Linked DNA regions of Homo sapiens: region 2 is linked to region 1. The links are chromatin contacts, found by Hi-C or POLR2A ChIA-PET in ENCODE. All regions are on one chromosome and are shown on one strand. Each heading gives the region's core, a stretch centred on a gene start or an enhancer-like site at or near the end of the contact. The rest is flanking DNA. Distances are from core to core; before and after follow the strand shown.

The links. A loop is a pair of places that touch in the nucleus more often than their neighbours do. ChIA-PET counts read pairs that join two places held with the same protein, here RNA polymerase II (POLR2A). Pooled maps may share reads with other maps.
Region 2: a loop to region 1 is called in a pooled map, with 4 times the contacts of the local background. The contact joins the enhancer-like site here to the promoter of ARFGEF3 in region 1. A Hi-C loop is called at or near these places in 1 of 50 pooled maps. POLR2A ChIA-PET finds 5 or more read pairs at or near these places in 2 of 52 experiments (H1 and common myeloid progenitor, CD34-positive).

The regions. Positions count from the first base shown.
Region 1 is chr6:138,159,894-138,165,288 of GRCh38, forward strand. ARFGEF3 (ARFGEF family member 3) reads left to right here and starts at 2,046. Exons shown (of 34, transcript NM_020340.5): 1 at 2,046-2,278. The coding sequence starts at 2,194. RefSeq lists an enhancer at 1,855-2,825 and a silencer at 1,919-2,148.
Region 2 is chr6:138,248,506-138,253,900 of GRCh38, forward strand. ARFGEF3 (ARFGEF family member 3) reads left to right here. Exons shown (of 34, transcript NM_020340.5): 9 at 5,375-5,395. Among named protein-coding and RNA genes, the nearest start is that of PBOV1, 33 kb to the left of the region's middle. RefSeq lists an enhancer at 2,715-2,884. Within about 2 kb of position 2,551, at least 10 of the 41 ENCODE cell types and tissues checked have a DNase peak (open chromatin) inside an H3K27ac peak, as active enhancers do.

The sequences.
Region 1 (5,395 bases), core at 796-3,295:
AAACATTTTCCTAGTTTGCAGCTTAAACGAAATTGTTTTTAATTGTAAAACTAGTAAATACTTTAAAATAGATTCAAAAATATAAATCCACATATAATTAAGATTTAGAGGTATCATCTTTTCTTCCTTCAATCCATCCCTCAGAGTATCATTTGCTTTTTAATTTTGTATGAAACTTTTGGCATAAAGGTCTTAAATATTCAAATAGTCAAATCTATTGACCTTTTTTCCTTCAGTTTCTGCCTTAGTTTGTTAGAAATAATCTTAATGCATTAAGATAAGTATATTCACTTATGCTTTCTTCTAAACTTTTCATCATTTAATTCTTAAATTTAATTTTTAATACATTTGTAATTTATTTTGCTACACGATATAAAGTTGTGATCTATATATTTTTCCAAATAGTTAACAATTTTCTTTAACCCAAGTACATTATCTGCTGCGGCGTTTTTACTTTTTTTTTTTTAAACCTTTCTTTAAATGATGGCTTCACTGGGCGTGAGGGTAGCGGTAGAAGCATCCTTGGGGGCTGGGACTTTGTAGGTTTTGCCTCCTCAGTACCAAGAGCGCCGAAGGAGTAGTCTGACATCCCCATGTGTTGGACACCCTCCAATGGCAGTCCCTCCCCTGGCTGACCCCCTACACCTCGGATTTCGGACTGCTCCTCTCAGCCTCCTCCCTGGGCCCTTGCTCCTGTACCCATGATTTGAGAATTAGGGGGGCCGTCACTCCCTCTCTTGTGCAACCTTTGTCAAACTCGAGGCATCAACAACTCCTATATTTACCACCCTTCAAATACTGGCATCCCTCCCAGAGCTCTATCCTGAGTTCCTGTCCATAAAAAAAATCTACAAGTATCTCATTATCATTTCAATCTGAACATGTTCAAAACTGAACTCATATATCCCCCCTAATCCAAACCCTTTTTATCTTCTCTTCTTTAAAGAATGGGGCCACCATCCTCCCAATTTCCTAAACAAGTAACCTGGAAGCCATCCCATATACACCGTCTCTCCCCTATTGTGTCATTAAATCCTATTGTTTCTACCCTTCAATATCTCTTGACATACTTTCCTTTATTCCCCTTCTACCCACCCTTGGCCTAATTGGTTTCTAGATTCCTGCAGAACCTTTGTTCTCCCAGCTGCCAGTCTGCCCCTCTGCAGTCCATCATCCTCACTTCCACCACAGGAACATTTTCAAAGAAAAAGGAAACACGGGGTGCCCTGTCACACTGCCTTCCCCACCGCCCGCGTGAGTCTCCTGGGGCTCCCCCTTTTCACCCCAATGAGAAGCCCTCTGCTGCGGCGGCCCTTGTGCACCACATTTTTCACAGGGCAGCAATTCAGCGCAAGAGAGGATGGGAAGGGGAGGAGATAGGGGTTTTTAGAAGGGGCTTTGGATTCAGGACGTGTTTGGAGTCTAACTCTTGTTGGTCTGGGAAGTAACCCAGCCTCTCTGGGCCTGGTTTCCTTGGGCATATCAAGCTCTACCCCAGCCCCACCGCAGCCCACCGCCCGCCGCGTGTTGAAAGCTTGACTGGAGTTTCCCTGCAGGCAGGGGCACAGTGTGTGCAACGCTGCATCGCCCGAGCCTGGCACAGGGAGTGGCCCAAAAAAGCTGTTAGTGACTGAACGCAAGAATTTTCCGGTTAGCAGACGACGGGATGCAGCGGGCGCGGCGCCTGCACCACGCTGGGGGTCCCGGTGTCCGGGCTGGGCCGCTCCGACTCCGCCCGCGGCCACCGTCGGCTCAGGGGGTGCGAAGACCGCGGCGAGGCCCCTCCCCGCCTGCCTCCCGCCGCCCGCCGCGGACCAGGCGCTCCCTCCCGGCGGCTGGCGAGCCAGCTCCGGACATCCGTCCCCACCTTTCCGCTAAGCGCGGCGCCCGCGGGGCCTGCCTCGGCGGTCAGGTCAGCGGCCTCCAGCCTCACTCTCCGGCCCCAGCCCGCAGCCGCCGCCGAGCGGAGCGCACCTGACCCAGGCGGGCGGGGCGGGGCGGCGGGCGGGGCGCGGGGCTGACGTGGCCCGCGGCATGGAGCGGGCGTGATTCATCAGCATCCGCGCCGGGGCGGCATGGGGGCGCGCGCGGCGGCCGCCTAGGCGCCCAGGGCCAGGCAGCGGCGGCTTCCCCGGCCCGGCTCGCCCGCGCTTCTCTCCCTGTGGGCGGCGGCCCGGCGCCTGGAAGGTCAAGATGGAAGAAATCCTGAGGAAGCTGCAGAAGGAGGCGTCCGGGAGCAAGTACAAAGCCATCAAGGAGAGCTGCACCTGGGCCCTGGGTAAGCGTCCGGCACCTGCTCGCCGCGGCGGGAGGGCCGCGCGGCCGGGGCTGAACCCGCGCCTCCGCGCGTGGGGCTTTCGCGGAGCGTCGGTCATGGGTGCCGTTCTGGCGATTGCGAGAGTCGCCTCGGGAAATTGATGTGGGATTTGAGAGTCTTGGCTCGGGCGTGGACATCAGCCGCCTCCCCTCCGGTCTCTTTCACTCTCCGAAACCTTCCTCGGGAACCGCTGTCCTCCCTGCCTGGCGGCCCCCTTCTCCTGGTCCCGGCGCTGGGGACGATGCTTCCCCATCGCCGAGTTAGGCAGGACCCGGAGCCGGTGCGAATCCTGGGGCCTGACAGCGAAGCGCCTCTGGGGAAAAGGGAAGTTAAACCAACAACCCCGATGTCGAATCCTTGGCGAGTGGAACCAGGAAGGAAAGGCTTGTTTAATTTGATTTTCCTGATAGAGGTCAGCTTGCTTAGTGTTAGCTTTCCTGGTTATTGCACATGAAAAATAACATACGGGCGGGGATCATGTTACCTCTGCAATTCTGTTGTGGTCTGCCCTTCAGACAGGTGGGATTTTAGGGCTGTGAGCTGTGCTAGCGTTGAAGTAAGTTCCAGGGAGCAAATTTGTGTTTCTCATCAGACTCAGGTTGCAGAACTCAGCAGCGGAAAAAAACGGAAAGACATTTCAGTTAGGCGGGGTTTGGGCAATCAAAATGGTCAGGATGGTAATGCAAATAGATCAGAAGCATACTTTGGGTGATGGTGATGCTTTTTAGAAAGGAAAGGCCAAGAAGAAGCCAGCGCAGCTAGCTCTATGGGCTCCTCTCTCTGCCTTGCTGGAGCCTGATGTGATGCCTCAGTTGCCACTCAATTGAAAAATGAAATTGACTCCCTTTCCCTTGCAACCAAGAACCATCACTGTCTGTCATGACACTGTGTGTGCTTTGATGCAGCCTGAGATAGAGAAGAGCCTTTAGCAGGTTTTCCACTAAATGTAAAATTTTGAGAGTGGTTTAGGTGACTCTTAATATGTAGATGGTCTTAATTCACATATGTTTGGGTGTGTGTACAGGTAATTATAGCAGCATCTTTTTTTAAACCTGTGCCTATCATCACAAAATTGTCTAGAATATTGTCTAGGAAGTTTGTCTTGTAGGTAGAACCAGCACTTGACCATTCTAGCTTACTGTTAAAGAAAAATGGACCAGAAATCTGAGAGAACAGCAAGGCTCTTAAAGCCACAGTACTATTTTTGCCGTTGCCATTGTCATTCAGCAGCGTGATTCGAAGCTAGATTCCAAAATGCCTCTAATGAAGGGTCACAGATGGCTGGGTAACATGATAAAGCAGGGCCCAATTGTGCTTTAAACATGCCATTCCTAGTATTCGTTATTATTTTGCTGCAAATTAAGCAGATTTAGATAAACAGGGAGGAGGAGATTAATCTAGTATTTTAATAAGTTTAAATACTGACATCAACATCTTATTAAGTGAAACCACAACGTTGCTGAGTTTAGGTCCTTTAAAGCCACTGGGGAGGCTGAGCATTGAGGCAGGTAAATTTTTCGAGTCAAATCTGAAAGAAACCAGCCTGAGTGGATGTACTTCCTTTCCCAGTGATTGTTCTGTCATTAGCAAGACAAGACAGAAGTGCATGAAATAGTTAAATAATAGTGCAGGGCATTCATTGTGCAGTTGGATTGGGCAAACCAGGAAAACAAGTCAAAGAAGGGAGGATAAATGTGTTGTCCATGGATTGGGGGAGAATTGGTGTGAGCTGGTGGGGCTTTTGAAGTAGATTTCACTTGAAGAATGGGGAAGCTATGGGTTCCTTCTTTCCGTCGCTTCTTTATTTAGGAAACATTTATTAAGACCTCCCTGGTAATGAGCAATGGGATATATGGATGAATAAAATGTTCCCTGTAAGGAATTTGTTAGAAGGGCATGCTGGAGACATGAACAAAGGCCTATAGGGATAGGTTTTCCTGTTGCCTTTCCCACTCCAGTCCATTTCCACTGCCCGTCACTGTTTAGATTACAAAACACCTGTCACTCTTCAACCCCCCAATTTATTTCTAGATTAATGTGTAAATTCCTCAGAATGCTCTTCAGAATCTAGCCCCAGCCTCTGTTCTTGTCACTCCCCAACCAAGATTCAACAATCTAGTGGCAGTCAGCTGCAGCACTTTGTTGAACATGCTGTGTGGCACACTTCTCTCTTTGCCTTTGCTCTTGCTAGTCCTTCTGTAGGGAATTCCCTTTTCAGACTTGGCAAGGTCCATCTTGTTTAGGAAACATTCCCTGAGCTCCTCAATAGGATAAGTTGTTTGTCTGGGTTCAGATCCTTGCCTTGATGACTCTCTTAGAGTACCTACTATTTTGGATAATAGTTGATTGTGTGCACAGGTAGGCTCTTACGGGCAGTGTAATTGACAAATATGTTGGGTGCAAGAGACAAAAAAGCTAGTTTAAGCTGAGCTATACAAAACGGGATTTATTTACTCCTTTAACTAAAATACCCCTTACAAGAATAGCTGTGATTTAGGAATTAGACACTGTTTCAGGGATCTTGTCCTGCTCTTTGTGGGTTGACTGACATGCTCTGCGTGGGTCTCCACAGTTTTGGGCTCATGAATCAACACATTTAGACCATCTCATGAAAAGAGGCAACAATAAACTTAGACCATCTCAGGAAAACACGTCTCATCCCCCACTTAGACCATCATGTGATGGGGAGGTCAACCGCTACTTAGGTCATCATGGGAAAGGGGGGTTACCTCTCACGTAGACCCTCATGAGAGAGGGGTCATCCCCCACTTAGACCCTCATAGGAGCAAGGGGCCATCCCCTACTTAGACCATCATGGGAGAGAGGGGTCATCCTCACTTAGACCCTCATGGGAGAGAGGAAGCATCCCCCACTGAGACCCTCCTAGGAGAGAGAGGTCATCCCCCTCTGAGACCCTCATGAGAGAGAGGGGGCATCCCCGTCTGAGACCCTCATGAGAGAGAGAGGGCATCCCCCTCTGAGACCATTGTGCGAGACAGGGGTCATCCCCCACTTAGACCCTCATGGGAGAGAGGGGATATCCCCCTCTGAGACCCTCATGGGAGAGAGATCATCCTT
Region 2 (5,395 bases), core at 1,301-3,800, 89 kb after region 1:
TTTTCTGAGTAGTTTTCTAAGGGAAAAATCTGGAGTTTTTAAGTGCTAGAAACGTGGGAGAGGCTCATGGTAGTTATGCCAGTTAGTAATTAAAACCTAGCTAGAGGTCAGGAGTTCGAGACCAGCCTGGCCAACATGGTGAAACCCCATCTCTACTAAAAATACAAAAAATTAACCAGGCGTGGTTGCAGGTGCCTGTAATCCCAGCTACTAGGGGGGCTGAGGCAGGAGAATCGCTTGAACCAGGGAGGCAGAGGTTGCATGAGCTGAGACTGCGCCATTGCACTCCAGCCTAGGCAACAAGAGCAAAACTCCGAAATAAATAAATAAATAAAATAAATAAGTCCCCTAGCCAGCAAGATAAGGCAGAATGAGTCTGTAGGCCCAACACGGATAGGCTTAAAACATACCATTGTTCCTTAGTCAGAAAAGAGTCTTAGAGTAGGTCCAGTGAATGCCTGGCATTCTGGGGTTCAAGTTCATGGTTCTTTAAACCTGGATGGTTCCAGCCACCCAGGAACCCCCATCAGCTCCAGGAATCCCTCTCATGTAGTAAATATTTGACATACATTTGCTTTAAACTGGTTTGTTTGCTTTTAGAATAGTTGCTGCTAATTCTAGTCATCACACAGTTAAGAACACTGGGCTGTGTACATCAGAAATTTGACTGTAGATTGTTAGGAAAATGCATTGTACAAACAAACACTGCAAATGCACACACATACATATTAGAAACTAAAGGTTGTAGATTTCAATCAGTCACTGAAAAACAAAGCATTTCTTAACCACATGACTTAAGAATAGGTATTTTGTTTTTGTTTTGTTATTATTATTTTTATTTTTTGAGACAGTCTCACTCTGTCGCCCAGGCTGGAGTGCAGAGGCGTGATCTGGGCTCACTGCAACTTCCACCTCCTGGGTTCAAACAATTCTCCTGCTTCAGCCTCCTGAGTAGCTGGGACTACAGGCATGCGCCACCACACCCAGCTAATTTTTTATATTTTTGGTAGAGGCGAGGTTTCACCATGTTGGCTAGGCTGGTCTCTTGGTGGCTAACTTCTGTAATCCCAGCACTTTGGGAGGCCCAGGTGGGTGGATCACTTGAGGTCAGGAGTTTGAGAATAGGTTTTAAATGGAGAAAAGAATTCATGTGCATATGTTTCTAGGATTTCTCATTGTACATTGGATCAAAGATGGCTTTAGGCATGTTATTTTAGAGCTTAATGATTTTATAGGATTCTCAGTCTTGTTTGATTTTCCAGTACAATTCCCCTGGTCATAGTTCTGCCTCTAGAAATTGATTGCTTTGTATGATTTTGGTATTTGCCATCACGACTCCATTACCCTAAAATGGGGGCCTTTTGCTAAAGATGCTGGGGGCACAGGATGCTTAGCATAGCTGTAAGGGAAGACCTTTATGTCCACCTGGTAAGATAGTCCCGTGCACCAGCTGCTCTCAGTCTGGTGCTTCTGTTCATTCTCCTTGCTAAGTTTTTACTTGTGTACCATTGCTTCTGATTTTACTAACTTAATTCCTTTATTTCTATTAGCTAAACTGGATGCCTCTTCTACTCTCTGAATAGGCGATTCCTCTGAAATCACACCAGAATCAGTATTTACTAACCTCAACAGCCATTTCCAAAATCAGTGCCTCTTAGGGCTTTAGCTCTGTAGGGGTGTGTGTTCATGATATGCTTGGACTCTTGGGAGGATTCAGAAAATGTATTCAGGTACGCAGAACACTCCCTCGCATGCCTTGGAGATGTGGTATTAATAGAATCCTATGTTAGGCAAGTTGAGTTACATGATGCTTTTTAAATCCAAGAATTTCTGGAAGGATAATTGGACTTAGAAAGATACTTACTTATTCTCTGCCTGTTTCCCACCACTCTTTCCCTGCTTCTCTCTCCTCCTAGAACAGAGAATGTTAGAGCGAAACCTATACCAACGCAGGCTTGGAATAGATGGGGCCTGCCAAAGCATTCCCACTGTCTGTCTTAATTCCATTTCACTCCTTACACACTTAATTTCTTCTCTCCTTTCTTTAACTAAATTCAAATCTATTTCTAAGGAAAGCAAAGTCAAAATGGTTCAAAACAAAACTCTAAGAGCTCCAGAGATACAAAACGTGCTAGGCTGCCCTCCCAGTAGCCTTGCCAGGAGGGGTGGCTGCTTTGCCTTCACGGCCTGCGGGTCCACGCCTGAGCGTTGTTCTCCACAGATCGTGCACCTGGGAAGAAGTTCAGTGATGAGCAGAGAATGAGACCAGCAGATACTAAGCCTGCCAACCATGAAATGCTCACAGAAAAGACCAAGAAAAGTGACTTACAGCCCTCCTAAGTAGACAGATTTTTCCCTCATGTGTTTTGAAAGAGTTGGCTGGTTTCTAGGTTACTTTTTGCCTTGTGCATTCTACTTACTTGTTTGTACAAGGACAGCTTTTACACGCATACATGCTGCGTACGTGCGTGTGTGTATCTAGTGGAAGGTGCTTACGTTTTAAACAGCTCCTTTAATGGTGTGACTCATGCATGGGCACGATCATCTGTTTTCCAGACTGCCGCAACCCACGGAAAAGCTGCTGCGTTCAGTCTCCAAGGAGACTCTCAGGCCAGTTACCTTGGCAATGTGTTCCCTGTCAGCGAGTCTGATAACCTGGGGGTTGAAGTATTCACCATGGCACACTTTGCCAATAGCTTGATGACTCATAGCTTTTCTATGGACTTATTTCCAATGATTTCAGAAATTGAGAGTCTTTCCTGTCTATAGTTGTTTTCGTTTTGTGATGCTAGACTGACAGTTTGAAAGAAAAAGAGAAATTTTTGAATTGGAGCATTTCATAATTTTTCTTCTTAATAACAGGTCAAGTGATTGGTCAGAATGATTAACTGAGACTACAGTGAAGGCAATCCTTCCAGAAGTGATTTTTTAAATATGGCTTACAATTGACACCATGGCCCTCTGATTTGTCCTGTCCACTCTCTTCCTCGTAAAGCAAACAAATTGAACATTCTGAAATACAGATCTGGTCATATCACTCTTTTACCTCCAGATAAAGTTCCAGACATCTTAGTGTGGCCTACAGGACCCTTCCTGATCGGGCCTCTGTCCACCTCTTGGGCTGATACCACCCTCACACCCTGTGCTTTAGCCACAAACCTCTCAGCCCAAATCCCTTCCTCCTCCACCCTGATATTTTGTCACACCTTTTCCTCTGCTTCACCATGCCACAGTCTCCTACTTGAACTTTAGGATCTACTAAGACAGCATGTCCTGTGGACATTCTTTCTAAGAAGTTGCTCCTGCCATATGGTCTCATAGAACCTTGCGTTAAGGTATTCATTCACAGCCCTTCCTACCAGTGCTTTATCTACTTGCTTATATGTCTGTCCAGTCCCGTAAGAGTGAAGAAACATGCTGTTTCATGTCAGGAGCTACGTCTTGGTCAAAAGCATAGGGAAGCTTGTAGGACTAGAAGCCTAGAAATGTGAAGTCCTTACCTGGCTCAAGAATGGCTCATCATTTCTTACTCTTCCTCCATCCATCACCTTCCTCTTGGCAAATAGTAATAACTTTTGTGGAGACTCAGCCTTTCCCCATTTCTTCTTCCACCCTCAAAGGGCGTGGTAGACAGAGTATATCCAAATATAAGTGGCATTCCCTTCTACAGAATAATAACATTATTTAATCACTATACAGCTTTCTTTGGACAAGGGAGATTTTAGAATATGGGTCAGGAACCTTTTTCTATAAAGGGCTACAAACTGTCTCTTTGTTTTTGTTTAGTTCTATAAACCTTAAAAGAAAATAAAAACAGTATTTTTAGTGGACAGACCATGGAAGAATTTTGACAAAGGGCTTTAGAGCATAATATCAATGTCAGTGTATTTAATGGCACATAAATACTAATATCAATGTCAGTGTATTAAATGGCACATAAAGGACTCCACCCCCTCACTATCCTCTGTCTTACAATTGTGTGGTCTTTCTCAATTTGGCAGTTGTGTGGATGTAACCTCTGGCCTTAGCACTGTCTACTGTTAACTTTTCTTTACTTCCTTCCTATCTCTTCAAGTTTCTAGTTGGCCTGCATGAGCCTTTCTGTTCCTTCCACCCCCTTCTCCTGGGGGTAATTTGAACTGTTAAAGACACTAGACTTCCTGACTTCCTTTGGACATTTATTTTAAATTAGGAGAAAGAGACATAACCAAAAATTATTTTTATAAGCAAGTTTTTCCTTTTTCTGAGTATTCCCATCCCACATTACTGAGTGAACTCTCTAAAAAAGGATTTATTATATATTTGCAATAAACATGTCCCTGAAAATTAAATTCTTCCTTAGCCCTATCTGTCACTCTTGTCACCTGCCTGGATTTTAATACTTTCTGGTAGGCTGGGCAGAGAAGTTAATCTGGATATTAGGAATGTGTTCCCCATAAAGCTGTCTGTTCTCTTCATCTGGCTCTGTTCCTCTATGAGGAACCCCATAATGATAACTTGGACACAAAATAATTTCTCCACTGAAAAATCATGTTTCCTCAGTAAAGAAGAAAAGTCTAATGCAAGTTCACAAAGTGTTCACCAATGAAAAGATAATGTGGTAAATGGTCTCTTGAAAGGTTTAGATAATATAAAAATTAGCATTTCTGCCATAAACTATGGACTTTAGTTAATATATCAATTTTTTATTAATTGTGGCAAGTGTACTATACCAATGTAAGATTTAACAATAGGTTCAATATGATAAATGTTTCATGGTCAGTTTTTCTATAAATCTCCAAGTGCTCTAAAAAGTAAAGTTTATTAGTTAAAAAAAAAAAATCACCCCAACTGTATTATCTTGCTGAGGCTGCTGTAACAAAGTGCCATAAACTGAGTACCTTAAACAAGAGTTTATTGTATTACAGTTCTGGAGCCTGTACATTCAAGATCAAGGCGTCAGTGGGGTTGGTTCCTCCTGAGAGGTGAGAGAGAAGGATCTCCTCAGGCTTCTCTCCGCGCCTTGTAGATGGCTGTCTTCTCCCCGTGTCTCTTCACACTGTCTTCCCTCAGTGAATGTCTCTGTGTCCAAATTTCCATTTCTTTAAGGACAGAGTCATGTTGGATTAGCATCCCCCCTAGTGAACTGAGTCTGACTTGATCACCTCTGCAAGGACCTATCTCCAAATAAAGTCACATTCGGAGGTGCTGGAGATTAGGACTCCAACCTATGAATTTGGGGAGAGAGACACAGTTCAACCCATAACACTAACCGTCCCCCTAAAACTAGCACTTTAGTAACGCCTACCATTTTTCCGAGCGTGTTTCCACACATCACCTCTTTAATTTTGCCTTGTCTTTTGTCTGCATTTGTGTCGGTTCTGCTCTTCTGCAGTGACAGCCAGCAGCTGCAGCT